Regions from separate parts of the Homo sapiens genome. Here region 1 is linked to region 2. Evidence: chromatin loops called from intact Hi-C (ENCODE). Cell type or tissue: heart left ventricle. All regions are shown on one strand. Links, peaks and the distances in the headings refer to the core of each region. The heading gives the core; the rest is flanking DNA. Region 1 holds the start of LOC107984734 (a long non-coding RNA gene). Region 2 has its middle 140 kb from the start of LINC02205.

Region 1 (11,783 bases), core at 1,462-9,461, 240 kb after region 2:
AAAGCAGAAACAGCCCAGTTCCAGAGCTGTCCAGCCTGCTGCCTGCAGAGGCCTCTAAAGTTGGCAAAAAGCAAAGGCCAGCCTAATCCCCATCGGCTGGACACTAGTCAGAGAGGGCCACCTTTAAAATTACCACTGCTAACACACAGGGCAGTGCCCCCAAGACCCCAGGCCACTCCACCCTCAGCAACTAATAGGGGCCAAAGTTCCTAGGAGGGGCGTCAAAGGTAGCATTCTCTCTCTGTTTACATCCGCTAATGCTAGAACCTGATGCACTTCTTCCCCTCTCCTGGCCCTGAGACACAAGACGTCTCTGAAGCATGGTCCCAGAAAAGGCCATGCCAAAATGTAAATGATCAATAACAGTGAGATCAGCATCGAGGCTGGGAAGAAATATGACTCTGGACCAATGCCTTAAGCTACAGAGAAAAACTTCCTAGGTATAATACCAGGCAAGGCCAAGCTGCACATGGGGACTAGCCATTACGGAGCTCGATGCCAAGTCCTGTACTGAGGGCTGGACCTCTTCTATCTCATTGGATATTCCTTCTCAGAGGGCCACTGCATATTCCTCACAAACCTACCTGGAGGCAGGGGTCAGGCCGGCCATGGAGGTGGGAAAGCAAATCTTTTAAAAGATACCTTTCCGTACTCTCTCCTCCATGAAATAGCATTTTACATTATTAAATAGAATACCACACTGGAGCAGATCTTGCAGAAAGATAAAATAGAGAGTGGACTCAGCCCTATCACAGAAGGATCAAGGACTGCAGAAGGATCAGGGGCCCCTGTAGGTTCCATCTTCTCCGATGTTTGTTTTTCAGATTGTTAAATACTTAACAGAGGGAGAGACAAAAAGCCAGTGTTCCAAGCCATTGCTGATTAAGTATCAATCAGAAATTAAGACAGAACAAGTCTGAAATTGTAATGATCCTTTTTAAGGACAGGCCTTTGTACACCTGATATATATATTTGTAATATACATATATATGTATATATTTATAAATCTGCCTGGCAGGAAGCTAAGCAACTAAAGCATGTGCTTAAATAGAGGTCACCTGGCGACCCTGGCACTCAGATGGGTATCACACTTCTTGTCTTACAGGTGAGAAACTGGTGCTCTCAGAGAGCGTATGAGTGGCCCAATGTCACACTACCTCTGGGTGTGTGCATGTGGAGCCAGGATTTGATCCTGGGCAGATCAAACCCCAAGTGGTAAGTGCCACTCCTTCCCTCCTACTGTCACACCTCCCCAGTGCAGGCAGAGGAGTTACATGCAACATGCAAATGTCTTCCCTTCTCCTAGTTGGCAGGGACCTGGGCTTTCCTTGTCAGCGCGGTGGTGGGTTCTGGGTCAGACACTGCAACTCACACTTACTGAGCATTTCCTATGTTCAAAGTTCTAACTTCCATGTGTCATGTTATTTAATCATCACAGCCACCAGGTGCAGTCGATCACATGCTGACCCCCCACTTTACTGATGAGAAAACTGAGACCTAGAGAGGTTGAGTAACCTGTCCAAGACACCTGGATGATAAGCCGGACCCAGCCAACAAGCCCAGCCAGCTTGATGCCAGAATCCTCTTACCTGACCTCTGTGCCTGCCATCCCAGCTGCTAGAGTGGAGAGCCGGCCTTTCCTCGCTGCAGGATGGACCCTAGGCCTCTCTCTGGGTTTCCAGATCCTGCTCTGAAGAGCCGGCCTTTCCTCGCTGCAGGATGGACCCTAGGCGTCTCTCTGGGTTTCCAGATCCTGCTCTGGAGAGCCGGCCTTTCCTCGCTGCAGGATGGACCCTAGGCGTCTCTCTGGGTTTCCAGATCCTGCTCTGGAGAGCCGGCCTTTCCTCGCTGCAGGATGGACCCTAGGCGTCTCTCTGGGTTTCCAGATCCTGCTCTGGAGAGCCGGCCTTTCCTCGCTGCAGGATGGACCCTAGGCCTCTCTCTGGGTTTCCAGATCCTGCTCTGGAGAGCCGGCCTTTCCTCGCTGCAGGATGGACCCTAGGCGTCTCTCTGGGTTTCCAGATCCTGCTCTGAAGATGAGGAGATGACATTTAGCACCAGCCTTCTCTAACTGGCTCTAAGAGGAATCGGTGTTCCCTGGTGGTTCAGGAGTCAAAAGGGCCAACTGTAGCTTTATTCCTCTTTCAAAGGAAATAAAGCAGAGGTCCTATTTGGGGATAGGCCCTATGCCTGAGTTACTTTGGCACTTAATTGCTATTATTTAATTGCTGTATTGGGGAGCACAAAGTGATCTACTGCAAAGTTATTAGCAAATTCTAGTTTTAAGGAAATAATTACTGAATTCTCCCTCCCTGGGTTGAGTAATTCCTTCCAAGATGCTCAGCGACATTAAGCATTTTCACTAGGGCCACTAGCAGCTCTGTAATATGCAAATAAAGTAACTCTGTAATTACCAATAAAATGCTTACTGAAGTGACAAATTTTTACTCAGCAGCGAGTTGGGGGAAAAAATGGCATCATTTGTTTTTTAAGGATCCTTTAACCTTGTTAGTTGGCATTCATTTCCGTGCTGTTTTATGGTCATTTAAAAGGACAACGGAGCCAGTACGCCTGCCTTGATGGGGAGAAGCCCTCCTGGGAGCTCCCTCTTCCAACCAGCCTTGCCCATTGTGTGGAGGCTCGGATGGGCCGATCTGGGTGCTGGGGAATTGTAAGCACATGGCAGACCTGCCCTGAGGGTCTCTGTGTATGCTGGGAGTTTGGCTTTCAACTGGGTTCAGGGCTGATCTTTCCAGGTGGACAGATACAGAGTGACCTCTCAGCCAGAAGCAGCTGCCAGAGCGATCCTTCTGAAAGCCCAAGGATGGCTGTGTTGCCCCCTGTTTAAACTCTCCCTTGTGCTTTAGGGATAACAGCATCAAGTCCTGTCATTTCAGGCTCTCAAGGCCTTTCACAGCCAGCCAGCCAGTCAGGGCACTGGACACAATAAGGCACAATAAGGGCTCAAGCTACCTCTTCGCCAAGGTCATCCATGCCTCCCCATGCAAGCTTGATTTCTCTATCTGTAAAATTGTGTATCGGTCAGCATAGACTGGATTATGCAGCAGTAACAAGCAAGTCCAAAAAACTCAGTGGCATAAAACAATCAAAATGTATTTCTTGCTCATGCTACATGTTCATCATGGGTTAGTAGGAGTTTCTGCTCATCCTACTCACTTAGCAAAAAGAAGGCTGATGTAGCCATTATGGCAAACATTGCTGGCCTGTCACCATTCTGGAAGGAACATGAAACATTATCCAATCTGGAACGATGTGTTACTTCATTTCACAAGGCATTGGCCAGAACTATTCACATGGCTCCACCTCACCAACCACAAAGGGGTCAGGAAGTGAAATTCTACGTTGTACTCAGAAGAAAGAGAATCAGAAGTATAGGATGACAGCACTAATGACCACCATAAATGGGGATTTTTTTTTTTGAGACAGGATCTCACTCTGTCACTCAGGGCAGAGTGCAGTGGTATGATCACAGCTCACTGCAGCCTCTGTCTCTTGGACTCAAGCAATCCTCCTGCCTCAGCCTCCAGAGCAGCTGGGACTGCAGACACACATCACCATGCCCAGCTAATTTTTTTTTATTTTTTAGGAGAGATGGGGTCTCTTTATGTTGCCCAGGCTGTTCTCAAACTCCTGGGCTCAAGTGATCCTCCCACTTGTGTCTCTCAAAGTGCTGGGATTACAGGTGTGAATCACCACACCCAGCCCACAAATGGGGATTTTTAAAATTGTCTAAGAATGATCTTCTAAGGGTTGTTGTGAGAGCTGAGTGTGATCACACTTGTAGAGAGCTTAGCACGATGCCTGGCACATGGTAAGTGCTGAGCCAATACTACATAGTAATAGGTGCTCCATATCTTCTACATGCTTATTGGCTCTCTCTCTCTCTCTGGATCACTATAAATTGTGGTGATCAGAGAAAGCTTTCAAAGAAAAGTTAACATTGAACAAAGTCTGGATGACGCTGCAATATCAGGAGATGACTCTCTGAAAGGAGGAAGGGCGTGAGCAAAGGCAGTGAGGTCAGACAGTAGGATGCACAGGGACAGCTCTGGGAGATGAGCTTCACTGGCATAGAGTTTTTCAGAATAGTCCAGCATTCAATAGATAAATCTCAAAGAATGAGAAAAGTGGTCTTTATTCTGAAGCTTGAGTTGGCAGAAACAATTCACAAATCAGGAAAATTCCTTTGATGTGCCCTGCATTTAATTCTTGGCTCAGAAAAATGCCTCTGGAAAATAAGGTTGGCATTAGATCATCTTAACCCTTGATCTAAAACCCAGATCCCAGCTGAGAAGCTAGGCCTCCTGACTCCAAGTCCAGAGGCCACTCCACAGCCCTAGGAAAATCCCCGTGCAGTGGCTGACCTGGTTTTTTCTCCTTGTTGCCAAAGGCTCCATTTCTGGGTGACCACAGTTGCCCCTGGGGATAAGTCTTCTCTCCTATTTGCATTGGTAACTGCTCAAAGTCCCACCAAGACCTTGGCAACGTGCCACCCACATCGTCTCACACTGGCCCAATTGTTTGTGGCAAATGCCTCCCTTTTGAACTCTAGACCTTCTGGAGGAAACGGTTTCAATAGGAATAACTCCCAGCTCTCCCCAGTCTTGCCATCTGGACGTCTGGAATGGATCTTCCAGGATACATGGCTCTTTTGAAGGAAACGAATTCAATTGGTAATTGTGTTCCCATTTAATATGCCTAAGGAGTGGTCCTGTACTCTTGCTAGTACATTTTTTTTCATTCAACAAACACTTATTGATCTCCTACTGCAAATTAGACACTGGGCTGGGTGTGGGGGTGGGGAGGTGGAGAGAGTGGACGCTTTTTACAAAATGCCTTTGACCCAATAGAATAAGAAACACAATAGAGATAGGCACCAAAATCTATGGGAGCCCAGCAAAAGGGACAGTAAATTGTACCTGGCAAGTCCAGAAGGCTCAGAAAGGAGACTGGGCCACCAGGCACTGAAGAGAATGACCCTGCAGAAATTTAGGGGGGTCCTACACTTATTCCAAAGAGGAGGCTCACAGTAGTCCTGGACAAGTTTAGGATGCACACAATGAAACATGAATCCACTGAACAGACATTTTAATATGGGACCTGCTGCTTCTCAGGCACAGAGCTGGATGACTGAGGTCTCCCGAAAGGAATGAGGCATAGCCCCTGCCCTCAAATTGCTTACTGTTTGGTTATGCAGGTTAAGGTCTGAGCACTGATTATTCTACCTCACAGCCCAACCGCAGCATTCACATTGCCTTAGAAACCCTACTAAAGTTCTTCCAAGTGGATATAGCAAAATATTCTCAGGAACCAGGGGGGCCCAGGGCAGGCTTGCTGGAGGAGGTGGCAGAACCGGGCTCTGGAGAGATGGAGTGGTGGAGAGCAGGGAGGCAGGGGCAGTGGCACACACAGGCAGGTGACCACAGAGCCAAGTCACAGGCACAGCCACACACACACGTGTCCCAACAGGAAGGAAGGTCTGTCTGAAATAACGGGGGCAAAGCTGGGGTGGTGGGGTGAAGAGATATGGTATGGGCCTGAGGTCACCAATGTCATCACCACCTTTTGCTTGGCCTTTTGTTTGGTTCTTTCTCTGGATCCCACCTTTCAGCAGGCTTTTTCTTCCGAATAGACCACTTCTATTAAGCAATGATCTGTGTGTTTTCCCACAGAATAACCAGTGTTGGCTCAGTTATTATTATTCTAGCCAAAAAGAAAAAGAACACTTTCTGAACATTTCACTCTGGAGCTCCAGACTCTTCCATGGCTCCCCGTTACCCTCAGAATAAAGCCCAGCATGTGAGGCCGTTGACCACCTAGCCCCTCAGCTCTCTGCTAGGCCTTGCTGAAGTACTTGTGATTCTCCAGACCTGCATATGTGCCCCTCTCCACATGGAAGCTTCTCTTCCCAACCTCAGTATCTTCTCTTCTCTCTGGGCTCAAACCTTAATGCTTCCTCCAGGCAGTGTTGCTGACCCACGGATACAGTCTCATTGCTGAGCTCTGATCACTCTGTGTGGTCATGGTTCATTTGCTTGTCTGTCTCCCTCAGGGGGCTGTAAACACCCGGCAGGTGGGGACTCGCATCCAACCTCCAGTGGCCAGCACTGTGGGATATAGAAAAACTCAATAAAGTTTGAGTAGTGAGCAAGTGAGCACATGAGTGAATGTGAAGTGTCATTTCTGGTTGACCGTGGAGTCACATCACAGAAGAAGGTAGCAGGCATTCACCAAGCTTCAGAAAGGCGTGGAAAGAACCTATAGATTACACATGAAACCATCCTCACAGCTGCCAGACCACAGATGCCTGGCACAGGCACTGGGGAGACAGTGGGGATTTTGCACATGGGAGGGACAAGCCTTTTCCAGCCATATCTCGTTAGATAATTTGCCCAAATCACACTTGTTGTGAGAAGCGGGGTTGAGATGCCCCAAGTCTCTTGGGCTTGGGGGCTCCTGCTCTCTGCAGTGCCCCAAGAGATGCTGGCTGCTGAGGGAAGGAGGAATCTCCCCAGGCAGAGGTTACCTTGTGCCCCTCTGGAGTTTGCCCACCCTGGGGCTCTACCCTAGAATGCTCCCCTAGCACCCTCTCCCCATGCCATCCCTTAACCAGCTAGCTCCTCCCACCCTTCAGCAAATACACCCTGCCTCAGGGATCTGTTCATATCTGGTTAGCCCTTATGCACCCCCTGTCCCAGTCAAGAGGGCTGGGCAGATGGTGGAAGCACCAGCCAGGTGGTACTCACTTCTCTCATGGGTGCTTTTCCCATCCTCTCTCTCTCTCTCTCTCAATATTTCTACCTTCTGGGCACAGACAGGAGGCAGGATCAGTATTTCTGATTCCTCATGAGATGAGGTCCTTCTGATCCCTCCCACGTTCTAAACCCCCATCCCTTACATTGTCACCACCAACAGCAAGTATTAATTGTGCACCTATGGTGTGCCAGCCACTGGGGACCCAGACACACCCCAAACTCAGTCCCTGCTTTTGACGGGTTTGAAGAGACAACATGAAGGATGAAACTGTCATTAAATAACTTGCACAGGAGTCCCAAGTAGGATGGGGGGCAAAGGGGTCCCTGGTACTGAAATTTAGAGGGTACCAAAATGTAAAAAATGACATTTATTATTTATTTATTATTTTATTGATTTTGAGATGGAGTCTCACTCTGTCACCCAGACTGAAGTACAGTAGTGCAATCTCGGCTCACTGCAACCTCTGCCTTCCGAGTTCAAGAGATTCTCATGCCTCAGCCTCCCAAGCAGCTGGTAGCTGGGATTATAGGTGTGTGCCATGACACCCAGCTAATTTTTGTGGGTTTCTTTTTTTTTTTTTTTTTTTTTTTTGTAGAGACAGAGTTTCACCATGTTGGCCAGGCTGGTCTCAAACTCCAGGCTAGTCTCGAATTCCTGACTTCAAGTGATCCTCCCGTCTCGGCCTCCCAAATTGCTGGGACTACAGGTGTGAGCCACCACACCTGGCTAGGAATGACTTTTAAACATTGAACACATTTCTCAGCCCTCCTTTTTAACTCCCATGCCAGTCTATGGAGAGGACTGGGTAGGTGACCAGTTGGCTGGAGGCAACCTCCCTCCCATTCCATGTGGCCATGGACCCAAGGGTGCAACTCGTGCTTGGTGTCCCAGGCACCTACATTGTTGGCTTTGGCTACCACTGAGCTCAACAGTGAGCTGCTTGGTGTGCATATACAGCTCATCACAGAACCAAACTCGATCATCCTGAGAGGCAGGGAGGATCTCCCTGCTTTAGCTTGAGTGTTTGTCCAAGTGAGTGGAGCAGCAGAGATTTGTTTCCAGGTCTGAGAGACCCTGAAGCCAGGGCTGTGGCATCCACTGTCTAGTTTTGACCCTCACAGTGGTCCAGCTGGGGAGGCTGAGCAGATGGACATATTCTCACCTGGCAACTCATCGATGGGGTTCTCCACTGTTAAAAATAGACAATATCACCATTTTCAGGGGATGTCAAAGGCTTGCAAAGACAGACATCCATCCCTCGTTGACCAGCCATGCAACATCATGGATAGTGGTTGCTTTGTGGGCAAAACCCCTGGCCTTGGGGCTAAGGATAAGGAGGGGCAAAGGAAGAAGGAGAGTCCCTATTTTCCTCTCCGTCCCCATCTTGCCTCTCCATACTTCTAATCCTCCCCCACTCCAACCCACCACTAGCCACACTCATTCATTCATTCATCCATTCACTCCTAGTGAGCACCACTCTGTGCCAGATACTTACCTAGCTCAATCCTCAACATCAAGGAGCACTTTGTTATTACCTCCATTCCACAGAAAAGAAAACGGAGGCTTAGAGGTTAATTATCATCCAAGGTCGTGCAATTAGCAGGGGATGGGATTCCAACTTAGGGTCCAATTGTGAAGTTCTTTGAGCCATATTCCCACAGGAGGGCTCCCATCTGCTCCTGCCCTCAGTTATTCAGCCGTCCTAACAGGAAAGGAGCCTGGGAGCTAGGTGAGCTAGGTGTCCGTTAGGAGAAGTTTCCAGAATGCAGGGCTCCTCTTTTTCCTCCTCAGGCTTTTGCCAGCCCCACATCCCTGAGGCAAGTCCCTCGGCCTCCCTTGGGTTCCCCTTTCCTGGACCAAGAACACTTACTGGAGCATGCCAGAGAGGACTAATTAACAGTCTGCAGAGGGCTTGGAAGGTGAAAAGCAGCCTTCAAGTGGCAGCCTATTATCCCTAAGCTTCACATATGAAATAATGAAATTCCAGGTTCCAAATGGAGAGGAAAAAGTCCTTAACAAGGTGATAAAGGGAGGCAGCTAAGGGCCAGGTAGAGGGGAGGGTGGTGAGTTCATTCTCACCTTTCCCATGCAGGCCCCAATAGGCCCTGGGCTAAAAGTGTGGGGTCTGGGTCAGCCGCTGCTCCAGGCAACAACCTGCATCCTGGAGGAAGGAGAGCCAGCTTCCCACAGGATCCAGAGGCAGGTGGTAAAGTTGGAAGGGGCAGTTCTAGGAAGGAGGAGCCCTGGGTTCTAGTCCCCACACTGTCACTGACCTGATTCCTGACCCTGGAGGGCTCCTGCCCTCTCTGGACTCTGTTGACCCAAGAATTGACCCACGGAGTTCCAGCCCCACCCCCAAATATGGATGTCCCTTGAGGATGGGGGCTTGGCTTCGCTCCCACTGTGTTCCTGGCATGAAGTACCAAGCCCAGTACCAAGCAAGGGATCAGTAACTTTGCTGATGAGCAGCTGACTCTGGTGCTGATAGTCTGGAGTTCTAGGACTCTAAGTGTTCATTCTGTCCTAGAGTAACACAGCAGAGAAGGAACAGTCCTCCCTGTGTCCTCAGGGAGTTTCCTGACTGGCTGGGCAGCAGAGAATAACACACACACACACACACACACACACACACACACACACACGCACGCACCCCATTAATGGGTTCCCTGGGGGCAGGGATCAGTCCCACTCACTGCTGGGCCTCCAGGGCCTGCCAAAGGGGCAAAGTCACACTCAGACATAAACTCTTGGTTTTAGCAATCCAATAAACAGTCATGAAACTAAGTGAGGAAAGTTATTAGATTGAAGGGATTTGAGGGAAAGTCCCATCAAAAAGTAAAACTTGATCCCACCTCCACTTCTTGGATGAGTTACTTAATCTCTCTGGCCTCAGTTTTTTCACCTATAAAATAGAAACCATGAGAGGACCTACCTCACCAGGCTGTTCTAAAGTTAAATGAGTTAATTCCTGTACAAGCTGAGAACAGCATCTGATACAGTATCTAATAAAGTCAGTTATTATTACTTTTATTATTATTATGTACTTGGTTATCATTATTTTCATTCATCAATTATTATTCTCTTCACCTCTTTGCTGCCACCTGGAGTTCCTGGAACCCCTTCACGGCGTACAGCAGGGAGACAGGGAGGGCAGATGCCATTTGCACAGCCATTGGGACTAATAAGCCCCAGCACCCCAACACACATGGCTGGGGTCCACATCTCCCACCTGGCATCACATTTGATCCTTACAACAGGCTTGAAATCCAGAGAGGCGGGTACCGTTATACCCAGCTGCAGATGAGAATGCCGAGACACAGAGCAAGGCAGCTGTCTCCGGTGACCCAACTGGGCAGGGCAGAGCACAGATTTGCACATGGATGAGCAATCATTTGTGTAGCCAAGAAACGCCCCTTCAACAGCAATTGGCCAGGCCCCAAGGATGTAAGAGTGGGGAAGACAAACATGTTCCCTGGCCTTCTAAAGCCAACGTTCCAGTAAATAGACAAGCTAGAGAAAGATAAATGAATACATATCACAACTTGTGGTCAGGGCTGTGAAAGAAATTAACAAGGTTCTATGATCCCAAGTAAAGATGAAATTGTTCCAAGAAGACTTCTTTAAGGAGGTTTAAGCTGAGCCCTGAAAGATGAGAGGTGAAAGGAAGCTGTTGCTTCTGGCTGCCTCACCACTAATTCTCACTAAGCTGTAAATGACCAGCTGCAGGTCTGCGCCTGGAAGCAAGGTTTGTAAATGGGAGGGAAGAGGAATCTGAGGGCAGTGTGAAGGCCCTCAGGGAGGAAAAGAAAAATGGTGCTAGAGAAGGAGAGGGCTTGGAAAGGCAGAGGAGCCTTGCGGAGGTTGCAACTTCCAAGGACTTTGCTGAAAACAGAAAGCCAAGTTTAGAGGTCCAGGGAGATCCTCCCATTGCTGAAGAGGAAGGATAAGTGCCTGAGTCCTCCCAGAGACAGGCAGCGATTTGAAGCTATCAAGGCAGAAAATGAAAATCATCTGTTCCTGGGAGGAGGGATGCAGGAAGAAGACATCATTCTTAACTGGAGCAGACGGAGAGAGCGCTACACTGCAGGTCCCCCGAGAAGGGTGTCTACCGCTCCTTCCCTTCTCACAACTGTCATGCTTTAGCCTGCCCCATGCACCTCCCCACAGCCTTGCAGAGTCCCTGCTACGTGCCCCACACTCTACTCAGCTCTGAGGAGAGAGGAGAGACATAGGCCTGTAACAGCACGTGTAAGCAGGCCCGGGGGAGCAGAGAGGGCCTCTCTAAGGAAGCCCCACCTGAACTGAGGTATAGAAAGGGAGGGAAGTGGCCTGGTGTGGTGGCTCATGTCTGTAATCCCAGTACCCTGGGAGGCTGAGGCAGGAGGATTGCTTGAGGTCAGGAGTTTGAGACCAGCCTGGGTGACATAGCAAGACCCCACCTCTGGAAAAATATTGTAAAAATGAGCTGGGTGTGGTGGCATGCACGTGTGGTCCTAGCTATTTGGGAGGCTGAGGCAGGATTGCTTGAGCCCAGGTGATTGAGGCTTCAGTGAGCCATGATTGCATCACTGTGCTCTAGCCTGGGCAGCAGAGCGAGACCCTGTCTCTAAAAAAATAATAATAATTTTTTTAAGAGGGAAGGAAGTGTGTGTCTGGCAAAGGTCAGCATGCACAGTGACCTGCTGGTAAATTTCTAATAATTGGCTCTAGGGTGGGCGGTGGAGGGGTCAGCAGATTGGTAGCATTTGGCATTGTATGGTGTAAACACTCTCATGGTGGCATGATGTCACTGAACGCAGACAATCAAAGGTCAGTGGGAGCCGGCTCAAGCCCATTGCTGGGTGCTACTGGGGCAGCAGGCCTGGGGAGGGTTGGTGCAGCTCTGAAACTGGAGCCCAGCATGGGGCACCAGCGGAGGCTGCTGAAGTCACCTGGGACCCTGTGGGCCTTGGAGGGAGTGTGGGCTTTAGCCAACAAGGGGCATGTGTTGATTGTGACCACAGGTC
Region 2 (11,783 bases), core at 1,425-9,424:
AGTTTGAGCTTCCCTACCTACTTTGTTTACCTACTCAAGCCTCAGCATTGGCTGACACCCCTCACGCCACCAGGCTGCAGTGTCGTAGGTCGATCTCAGACTGCTGTGCTAGCAGTGAGCAAGTCTCCATAGGCGTGGGACCCCCGAGCCAGGCACGGGAGAGAATCTCCTGGTCTGCCGATTGGTAAGACCTTGGGAAAAGCACAGTATGTAGACGGGAGTGTACCATTCCTCCAGGTACAGTCTGTCATGGCTTCTCTTGGCTAGGAAAGGGAAATCCCTGACCCTTTGTGCTTCCCGGGTGAGGCAACACCCCACCCTGCTGTGGCTCGCCCTCCGTGGGCTGCAATAGGGTCTCCTTTCTAATTGGCACCCTTTTGTCAATAATGTGAGTTCTATGAGGGCAGAGATGGTTTTGTTCATTGCTGTATTCTCAAAACTTGGAAGAAGCTCTGGTGCAAAGTAAGTGCTTAATAAATATTTCTTTTATCATATTTAATTCTTATTTATAATTGACACATAATAATATGTATTTTAGGAGGACAATGTGATGTTTCAATGCATGCATACATATGAAAAAGTTGTGGTAATTATCATATCCATCAATTAAAACATTTATCTTTTTTTATGGTGATAACATTCAAAATCTTCTAGCTATCTTGAAATCTACACTACATTGTTATTTGCTGTGATCACTCTTTGGTGCAATAGAACACCAGAACTTATTCGTCCTGTCTAACTATAACTGTGAACCTGTTAACCAACCTCTCCCGGTCTCTCCACTGGGAGAAGTTTCATAGTTTTGAATCTTACATTTGAGTCTTTAATCCGTTTAGAGTTGATTTTTGTATATAGTGAGAGGCCTCTAGTTTCATTCTTCTGCTTGTGGATATTTAGTTTTCCCAGCATCATTTATTGAAGAGAACATTTATTGAAGAGACTCCCCAGCCTCTGGTGGCCACCATTCTCCTCTGTATTTCTATGAAATCAACTTCTTTGGATTCCACATATGATTGAGATCATGCAGGGTTTGTCTTTCTGTGCTTGGCTTTTTTCACTTAACATAATGTCCTCCAGGTTCATCTGTGTTGTCACAAATGATAGGATTTCATTTTGTTTTATGACTGCATAGTATTCTATTGTGTATACATACCACATTTTCTTTATCTATTTATCATTAGATGGACACTTAGGTTGATTCCATATCTTGGCTATTGTGAATAATGCCACAATAAACAAGGGAGTGCAGATATCTCTTAGACATACTGATTTTTATTTCCTTTGGATGTATACCCAGGAATGGGATTGCTGGATTATATTGTAGTTTTATTTTTAATTTTTTGAAGAGCCTCCATACTGTTTTTTTTTATAATGATTATACTAATTTACATTCCCACAAACAGAATATAAAAATTCCCTTTTCTCTGCATCCTTGCCAGCATTTGTTATTTTTTTTTGTCTTTTTGATTATAGCCATTCTAGCTGGGGTGAGGTAATATTGCACTGTGGTTTCCATTTGCATTTCTCTGATGATTAGTGATGTTGAACTTTTTTTCATATATCTGTTGGCCATTTGTATGTCTTATTTTGAGAAGGTCTTTGCCCATGTTTAATTGGATTATTTGTTTTTCTGCTATTGAGTTGTTTGAGTTATTTACATATGCTAAATATTAACCCATTGTCAGCTGCATAGTTGTCAATAATCTCTCCCATTCTGTGGATTACCTGCTCAGTTTATTGATTGTTTCCTTTGCTGTTGAAGCTTTTTAGCTTGATGTAATCTCATTTGTCTATTTTTGCTTTTATGCCTTTTAGGTCTTATTCAAAAAATCCTTGCCCAGCCCAATTTTATGAAGCATTTCTCCCATATTTCTTCTAGAATTTTCATAGTTTTGAATCTTACATTTAAGTCTTTAATCAATTTAGAATTGATTTTTGTATATGGTGAGAGATAGGGCTCTAGTTTCATTCTTCTGCCTGTGGATATCTAGTTTTCCCAGCATTATGCATTGAAGAGACCATCCTTTCCCCAACGTGTGTTCTTAGTGTCTTTGTCAAAAATCAGTTGGTTGAAAATGCAGGGATTTATTTCTGAGTTCTCTATTCTGTTCTACTGGTCTATGCGTCTGTTTTTATGCCAGTATCATGCTGTTTTGGTTACTATAGCTTTGTAGTATATTTTGAAGTTAGGTAGTGTGATGCCTCCAGTTTTATCCTTTTTGTTGAAGATTGCTTTGGCTATTTGGGGTCTTTGCCTTTCCATATGAATTTTAAGATTGTTTTTTTGGCTGGGCACGGTGGCTCACACCTGTAATCCCAGCACTTTGGGAGGCCGAGGTGGGCAGATCACGAGGTTAAGAGATCGAGACCATCCTGGCCAACATGGTGAAACTCTATCTCTACTAAAAATACAAAAATTAGCTTGGCTTGGTGGCATGCAGCTGTAGTCCCAGCTACTCAGGAGGCTGAGGGAGGAGAATTGCTTGAACCCAGGAGGCAGAGGTTGCAGTGAGCTGAGATCACGCCACTGAACTCCATCCTGGTGACAGAGTCAGACTCTGTCTTAAAAAAAAAACAACTTTGTTTTTTTCTACTTTGGTGAAGAATGTTATTGATATTTTGATAAGAATTGCATTGAATCCATTGACTAGTTTTAGTAATATAGACATTTTAACAATATTAGTTATTCTAATTCATGAATATCTTTCCATTTACTTGTCACTTCAATTTCTTTCATCAGTGTTTTAGAATTTTCATTGTAGAGATCTTTCACCTCCTTGGTCAAGTTGATTCCTAGGTATTTTTTTGTAGCTATTGTAAATGTATTTCCTTTCTTGATTTCTTTTTCAGATAGCTAGCTATTAGTGTATAGAAATACTACTGATTTTTGTATGTTGATATTTTTATCCTTAAATTTACTAAGTTACTTTATTAGTTCTAACATTTTTGTGTGTGGAATCTTTAGAGTTTTCTATATATAAAATCATGCCATCTATAAACAGGGATAATTTGACTTCCTCCTTTCCAATTTGGATGCCCTTTATTTCTTTCTCTTGTCTAATTACTCTGGCTAGAACTTCCAGTACTATGTTGAATAAAAGTGGTGAAAGTGGGCATCCCTTTTTATTCCAGACTTCAGAGGAAAAACTTTCAACTTTTCCCCATTCAGTATAATGTTAGCTGTGGATTTGCCATATATGGCCTTTATTGTGGTGAGGTATTATATATTCCTAGTTTGTTGAGAGTTTCTATCATGAAGGATTTTGAATTTTAATGAATGCTTTTTCAGCATCTATTGAAATAATTATATGGTTTTTGTCCTTGATTCTGTTAATGTGATGTATCACATTTACTGATTTGTGTATGTTGAACCATTTTTATGTCACTGGGATGAATCCTACTTGATCATGGTGACTGATCTTTTCAATGTGTTATTAAATTTGATTTGCTAGTATTTTGTTGAGGATTTTTGCATGAGTGTTCATGAGGGATATTATCCTGTAGTTTTCTTTTGTTGTTGTTATATCTTTGTGTGGTTTTGGTATCAGAGTAATGCTGGTCTTGTAGAATAAATGTGAAAGTATTCCCTCCTCTTCATTTTTTCTTTCTCTTTCTTTCTTTCTTTCTTTCTTTCTTTCTTTCTTTCTTTCTTTCTTTCTTTCTTCCTTTCTTTCTCTTTCTTTCTTTCTTTCCTTCCTTCCTTCCTTCCTTCCTTCCTTCCTTCCTTCCTTCCTTCCTTCTTTCTTTCTTTCTTTCTTTTCTTTCTTTCTTTCTTTCTTTCTTTTCTTTCTTTCTATGGTTTGGCTGTGTCCCACCGAAATCTCATCTTGAATTGTAGCTCCCATAATTCCCAGGTGTTGTGGGAGGGAGCCAGTGGGAGATACTGAGTTATGGGGGTGGTTTCCCCCTACTGCTCTTGTGATAGTGAATAAGTCTCACAAGAGCTGATGATTTTATAAGGGGTTTCCCCTTTCACTTGGCTCTCGTTCTTTCTTGCCTGCCACAGTGTAAGATACGCCTTTCTCCTTCTACCATGAGTGTGAGGCCTCCACAGCCACATGGAACTGTGAGTCCATTAAACCTCTTTTTCTTTATAAATCACCCAGTCTCGGGTATGTCTTTATTTGCAGTGTGAGAACAGACTAATACATATAGTTTGAGTAGAAAAAATGGTGTTAACTCTTCTTTATATGTTTAGTAGAATTTAGCAGTGAAGCCATCAGGCCCTTGGCTTTTCTTTGATGGGAGCTTTTTATTACTGCTTCAATCTTATTACTCATTATTTATTGGTCTGTTCAGGTTTTCTGCTTCTTCATGAATCATTCATGGTAGGTTGTATGTGTATAGGAATTTATCCATTTCCTTTAGGTTTTTCAATTTGTTGGTGCATAGTTGTTCATGGTAATCTGTTGCAACTACTGTGGTAGTCATAGTTTGTATTTCTGTGGTATTAGTTGTAATGTCTCCTTTCTCATTTCTGATTTATTTTGAGTTTTTTTTCTTAGTCTAGCTAAAGATTTGTTGTCTTTTTAAAAAATCAGCTTTTTATTTTGTTGACGTTTTGCATCATTTTCCTCATCTCTATTTTATTTATTTCTGCTCTGATCTTTATTATTTCTTTCCTTCTACTTGTTTTTGGCTTAGATTGTCTTTGTTTTTCTAGTTTTTTGAGGAATGAGGTAAGGTTGTTATTTGAGATCTTTCTACTTTTTTGATATAGGCGTTCATTGCTATAAGCTTCCATCTTAGGACTGCTTTTGCTGTCTCTCATAGGTTTTGGTAAATTGTGTTCTCATTCTCATTTGTCTCTAGAAAGCTTTTAATTGATAAATATTTCTTGAATGAATGTGTTTTTGTGAGCATGTGTGGATGCACACCCGTGTTCCTATGATGGAGTGAGCCCCACCCCAATGCAGGGGATGTCCCTAATGTGCATCCAGGCCCCAGCCACTCTGTACACAGGTGCCCTACACCGGGAAAAGGCTGGCTCCCGGCGTGGTAGGCCAGCCCCAGCGTTTGCCCAGCTGGTGGGCCAGGAGGTGCAGCAGCCCAACATGGCCACATGGTGGGGGAAGATTCCCTTCCTCTCCTCCTTCTCCAGGCTGGGAGCGCTATGCCCTGGGTCTCCCTGCTGTGTCCACCCTCTCCATCATGGGCCACCCATCTATGGTCTTTCCCTTAAAGACCATAGACCCTGCAGGTGGACCCGCCTCCTTTCCACACCTGTCTTTGAATCTGGACCTGCCTTCTGGGCCTAGTTGGGATGGAGAGGACCATCCTCAAGCAGAGGATGTCTGGGGCTCATCTTGGGCCCTTTGCCTTTCCTGGGAGGAGGAGCCCCTTACTCCCACCTCTCTCCCCAGCATGCCTTTGTGATTTGAGACATACCCTACACAGCCACACTGTACCTTCACTGCACCCTTCTAGCCAAGCCCAGAGGGTCAAAGACCTCAATCCAGGGGGGCTGCAGGGAGCCTGATGTGGTTGTTTCAGCAATGTCTGCAGCGAGGATGCTGTGTAAACAGGCATTTGTTCAATCACTGTATGGACATCCTGTTCCGGGAGGCCTCAGGATCTCCTGGCTTCAGGGAGGGCGTATTTACCTGGTGTGCCCTCTGGATGATAGATGGAGAATGCAGCTGGGGTCAGGCCCTCCTGGATCAATGTGGCTGCTCCCTGCTGTGGGCATCTCAGAAGGGCAGAGACTCTGGAACTGGAATCTGACCTGGAGCCTGGGATATCAAATCAGCTTGGGGGAAAGCTGGCCAAGTGACCTTGGTGGCCAATACTTGACCCTAAAAGAGACTGACCTGCTTGAGCCCAGTGGCATCCCCACCCTTATTCATCTGCCCAACTTTGGGACATTTATGGGGAACCCATAGGCTCCCCAGAGGCTACCTCCACCCTGCCTGGAGCCTTCTGCATCTGTCAGGCCTAAGCTTCAGATGGTTCCCCACCCACCTTCCACCACCCAAATCGAGCTGGCATTTGCGCATCTCCCAGAGGCACGAGTTAATGGTGGGAAAGTGCTCTGTAACAGCTGGGCTGGACAGGTGTGTGGAGAGTTATTACACCGCAGAGGGCCTAGCAACGAAAGCCTGTGGGGGAACTGCCCTCCCCACCCCAACCTTCCTGCTTTAATTCCAGCAGGGGCTGTCATGTCGTTATCTGTAAAAAGTTGCCTGTCGTGGAGCCAATGGGTGGGCGAGGCTGTCTTTTAGGGGCCTTGCCCAGTGATGGTAGAGGGGAACCGTCGATGGAAAGCCCAGGGACGGAGGGCCAGCCCTGGTTCATCCCCTGACCAACCACGTGGTACTGGGAAGGTCTCCTTCTCTTTCTGGCCTGTGGTTCATGGCAGTGCCTGCCACGGAAGGCTACTCATCCAGTAGATAAGAGTCACAAATGGCCAGGCGTGGTGGCTCACGCCTGTAGTCCCAGCACTTTGGGAGGCCGAGGCGGGCAGATCGTGAGGTCAGGAGATCGAGACCATCCTGGCTAACATGGTGAAACCCCGTCTCTACTAAAAATACAAAAAATTAGCCGGGCGTGGTGGTGGGCGCCTATAGTCCCAGCTACTCGGGAGGCTGAGGCAGGAGAATGGCGTGAACCTGGGAGGCAAAGCTTGCAGTGAGCCGAGATCGAGCCACTGCACTCCAGTCTGGGCGACAGAGCGAGACTCTGTCTCAAAAAAAAAAGAGTCACAAATGCCAGCCTTCTGCTGCAGAAGGCTGGGACTCTGGACAAGTCCCTAAACATGGTTTTCCTAAAAGATGGACATCCTGAGGAGTGTGGCTGCCTTTGGGGTGAGCAACAGGCCTTGAAGAAGAGAAGCTGCTGGCCCTGAATATCAGGGGGCAGAGGCTTGTGGAGAACCACCCTCCAACCCTGGTGTGGGCAGAAGCAGCGAGCCGTGCTGAGAAGGTGGGTCATTGGAGGATGGGTGCTAACTAGGCATCAGGTTTGTGGGCATGAGTGGAAGGCAGGTGGAAGGGCTGCCATCAGGAGGAGCAAGGTTTTAGAGGCCTTGGCAGCCAAGTAATGGGCATAATCTTTATTTGCTTTTAACAGAGTGAGATATAATTTACATGTCATACAATTGACCCATTTAAAGAGTACAATCTGTGTGTTCAGAAGTATGGAACCATCACCACCATCAATTTGGGGACCTTTTTATCACCCCCAAAAGAAACCCCATACCCATTAGCACTCACTCCTCATTTCCTTCTAACAATTCTTCCCTATACACCTCAACCCTAGGCAACCGTAAATCTACTTTCTATCTGTATGGCTTTGCTTATTTTGGACATTATACAGAAGTGGGATCATCCAATATGTGGTCTATTAGTGACTGGCTTCTTTCGCTTTGTTTTCGACGTTTATCCATTTTGTGCCATGAATCAACACGTCATTCTTTTTTACTGAGTGCTATTTCATTGTATGGCTATCCCACATTTTGTTTATCCACTCATTTGTTGATGGACATTTGAGTTGTTCCCACTTTTGGTTATCATGAATAATGGCGCTCTGCACATTCTTCTCCAACCCTTTGTGTGGGCCCATGTTTTCCATTCTCTTGGGTATCTATGCCCAGGGGAGGAATTGCTGCATCCTGTGGTAACTCTGTGTTTAACATCTGTGGCACGGCCAGGCTGTTTTCCAAAGGGGCCCCATCATTTTGATGAGGCTGCTGACAGTTCTCCAAACAGGAAAGATGGGTATTCAGGGCCAGGTTAAGACCTGAGTTTGTTTGTGCATGAGGCCAGGATTTTCCAAGATAAATCCTACAAGTAAAATGCCTTGCCAGGTAAGATCACAGGTAATGAAATGGGCTCTTGTTAATTAAAGGAGGCAAGAGGAGGGTCAAGTACCAGGAAGCAAGCTTTAAGAGTTTCCCTGTCCAAAGTCTTCCTATCTATGCCTCCAACACCAGAACCCCTGAACTTTGTGTGTCACTGAAGGCACAGGCTCAGGACTGGCCCTGAACAGAAGTGGGAAGACAGTGCTCTATAGGGTATGATTTTAGGGGCAACAAGGGGGAGACATCTCCAGACCTTAGAATACTTTGCCAACTCCTGAAATCCCATCTCCAGAGTCAGAGCCTTTCAAGTCATAATTAGAAATCATTTAAAATGCAGACTTCCGGGCAGAGAGAACCCATCTGCACTGGTACATGAGCACTAGGAGCTTCCTGGGGTGGGAGGTGGGGGTGGCATGGGGGTGGGAGGGAAAGCGATTAAAAATAGAGGTGGGGTGGAGAGGCAGACCAGGAAGGGACCTTTGCTGGGGTTATCCTTAAGTGGATGGGGTTTTGAAGAAAGCCCTGCAGATAAGTTAGGCCTGGCCCTGGACAGCCTGCACCCAGCCAGGCCCACACCACCTCCATGATGCAGAAGTTAGCTGTTTTCTTGATTTCTCCCGAATTCCCTTACCTTCTCACTTTCAGAAAGTAGTGCTGGTGCTTTGGCCAAGCACATTTTTTCTCCAAACACACAAGCAGACAAGAAACCTTAATAAACAAGCAATCCCCATTCTGCCCCTACTCTGAACGCCTCCAACTCCAGTCCACACCTACCAATAAATTATTGAATGAGGCCCTTCCAGAACACAACTTGGCCTCTGAGAGATTAGATGAGAAAGCCGAGCTCTGCCCTTTACAAGCTGTGCACATTTGGAGGAGTGAATTCCCCCCCTGAGCCTCAGGCCCTCGCCTCAGCAGTGGCCCATTGGAGGGATCGATGAGACGACTGGTGGCCCAGCACAGGGCCTGGTACACAACAATGCTTGGCCATTGTTCTTTTCCACTCGCTCTCACTCTACCCTGGCTCAGGTTCCACCTTCCCACCCCCAACCCCTACTGCTCTTTTCTCTCTGCAGCTGCCCCACCATCTTGGATGGTGATAATTGCTGGATAATTGGCACACAGCTCTTAACACCTGGGGAATCATGGGTTTCTCTCCTAACTCACACGTATTCATTTCTTCCTCCTTGGAAAAGCTGGTGCTCTCTGCCTGCCTGGCTTTCAGATAGGGCCAGCATCGCTCGCCTCCAGTGGGGACTGGCATCTCTTCTCTACCATCCATGATGCCCACTGGCAGGCACAGGGCTGCTCCTCCCGCTCCTGCGTGTTTCACTAATGAATAATGAAGAAGCCCTCAGACCCCGGCCCTCTCCCTCCCGGCTCCCAGCCTCTGATATATTTGATCCTAGACGGCATAATTTTTCACCTAAATGTGAATGTATTTGTGAATTTATAGAAAATAGTTCTCGGTCTGGTGATATAATATAGGGCTGCCCCATCCTGGCTGCTATTTTGATTGTGACTTAAATGGATGAGGCTATCAATAATTATTTTATTGAACAGGCACATAAAAAATGATGCTAGGCTAAAGCAATTTCCCTGACAAAGCCAGCTAATGCATTGTGGGCAGTTTACCTTTGCGGCGCTGATCTTGCTGAGAGGGGCTGTAGGGGCTGTTTCCTCATCCATTTGTCCCCTTCACGGGCTTTTCCCTCCACCGAATCCCAGGAGCCCTGGGTTGTGGAGCAGAGTGGGCAAGGGTGACCCGCAGGCAGTGGCAGGGAGTGGAGAAATCGGAACCCTTGCCATGCACCCTGGACTTCCCAAAGCATTTCATGCATCCTCTCATTCCCCACTCAGCACAAAATGGGCGATGTGATCGTGTTGGATGGAGGAGGAGAGGTGAAGGGGCTGCGTGGAGGTCTCCCAGCCACTGTCTGGACCTTCTGGCTCCTAAGGAGTGGGTTGTTCAGAGTGAGTGTGTTTCCAAAGCCTCTTTTTATTTGCAGCTCTGTTGTCTCCAGTTCTGTTTTGGGGGGAGCAAGACTGTGGTGCCTCCCTAGGAATCCAGCTTTCTTAAATGCACCCCTTGAAAGGGTGGATCGAAGGCTGCTGGAGAAAAGATGTGGACAAAAGCCACATAAACTGCTCCCCACCCCCAGCAGCTGCTCTGCCCCAGAGCAAGTTTGGGGCTTGTGGTGTCCTCTGTGTTTGTGAAAGCCAGTCTCCTTCAGTGTCTCCTGGGCTGAGCCTGTGTTAGGGACTGGGCAGGGCAGGATAAGATGGGACAAGGCACAGTGCAGTTGGGGAGCCTCACCCTTGCCTGGGACAACAAAGAGTTCACCAAACTTCAGCCTTTTGCGTTCCAACACATTTTTTAACTTTATCTGTCTACCACCTGTACTATTATTTACTTAATGTATTTCCTTAAATCAACTAACATTTAACTTAGTTCCATCCTAGGCCATAAATCCATTTAACCACTGTTTGATGTATTCATTTTATTTTTCTCATGCACACTAAAAATAAAAGTATAACTAAAATGAAAACAAATGCATCCAGGTAACAGTGAGAAGCATCTGGCAAACACTAGGAATCTTTATGCCTGGGTAAGGCTTTATGTCCCCCACCAGGCAGAGCAGGCGATCTGGGAGGGGACAAGGCATGGTATCACTGCCATCACCCATCTGCACATCAGCCTGGCCTGGATCAACAGAGCGGGGGCCCATAGAACGCCCGTCTGCCCAGTGGTGTCCGAGGGGTGGTGTGAGCACAGGTCTGGGGTGGGACAGTCTGCGTCCCCAGGGTCTGCAGGGGCCCACTCAGCCCAGGGTTGGGTGGCATGGGGACCCCCTGCACACATCCCCCAGTGCCTCCCCTCAGTCCCTGATGGCCCCCACACTGACCCCTGCTTTCTTTCTGGGGTTATAATGAGCTTTCGCGCTGAACTAAAGCCATCCCCTCCCCCACAACACAGAATACAGTCCAGATCTGGGAAGGCAAACACACAAGCCTTTGTGTTTTGAGGGCTTGGATTGCTAACATCTCCAGGGAAATGGCCAGAGGGGAACAGGGAGAACAAACTGGGGAGCAGAGTCTCCGAGGGTCAAAGATCCCAGAGATCTCAGCGTCCTGGCCTCCAGACAGCGCCATTACCTCTTGAGCCAGTCAAACCTCCCTGGCTTCTCCTGCATCCACCCCACTTTCCCACCCCCTCCTCTGTTCCCTGTAGACCCCTCCTCCCCAGAGGCCTCTTCTGAGGGAGCAGGGGGTTGCCCAGGCCAGGACCACAAAGCTGAGCTGGACATCTGCTTGTGTCCCTCATGACTTTTCCAAAGACCAGTGGGCCTATCCGAGGCCATCCGGTTGCTCTAGGAGATGAGTCAGAGGCCAGGGCCTGCAGGGATGGTGGCTGGGACAGGAGGGAGAGGAGGCGGCTGCGACCTACAAGAAGGTGCATCCCCTTCTCAAGGCACTTCAACTGAATGAAAGAAATGGAACCTGAATAGGAAAAACAAACAAACAAACAAACAAACAACAATGACAACAGAAAAAAAACAAACCACTCTGCAGGCTAGATTCACCCAGGGTGCGGACTAGAATACATAGATGTTTTGTAAAGTGCTGCGTGGTGGTGTCCAGGAGGGGCAGGCTGGGCTTTCTCCAGATTTAGCACAGCACTTATTGGAATCCAGGGTTCTGCCAAATCATCAGGCACCTTTGCACAATTAGAAAGCGGGTCCCTCTCCCGGGTGGATGCAGCCTACTCCAGGATGCCTGTTTGGTGAGCAACCCCCTGAGCCCCTTGGCAGGGGCTCTTATATGTAAACAACTGCACAGGTGTGCTCCTTGTGCCCTACTGGAGGGCGCCCCTGATTCTTGCCATGCCTGGGCATTTTCCCCATGACCTGCTGTTGTTCAAATGACACAACCTCTCACTCCACAAACTGCAGGCAAAAGCTACGGTAGAGCTGACACGTGGCAG

What was found. A loop is a pair of places that touch in the nucleus more often than their neighbours do. Peaks named below come from ENCODE experiments on the same cell type or tissue, not always from the same donor. Only the 100,000 strongest peaks of a DNase experiment are listed, where the experiment ranks them.
Region 1: a loop joins it to region 2, with 2.1 times the contacts of the local background. A loop is called at or near these places in 3 of 110 quality-filtered maps.

Annotation. Positions count from the first base shown.
Region 1 is chr15:70,120,214-70,131,996 of GRCh38, reverse strand. LOC107984734 (a long non-coding RNA gene) reads left to right here and starts at 1,112. Exons shown (of 2, transcript XR_001751739.2): 1 at 1,112-1,215; 2 at 1,439-2,422. RefSeq lists enhancers at 6,153-6,202, 6,213-6,392. In heart left ventricle, for the core only: no CTCF peak of the experiment used is centred there; a DNase peak (open chromatin) is centred at 4,506; H3K27me3 peaks cover 831 bases.
Region 2 is chr15:70,356,413-70,368,195 of GRCh38, reverse strand. No RefSeq gene overlaps it. Among named protein-coding and RNA genes, the nearest start is that of LINC02205, 140 kb to the left of the region's middle. RefSeq lists an enhancer at 5,687-6,186. In heart left ventricle, for the core only: a CTCF peak has its summit at 5,054; a DNase peak (open chromatin) is centred at 5,055; H3K27me3 peaks cover 572 bases.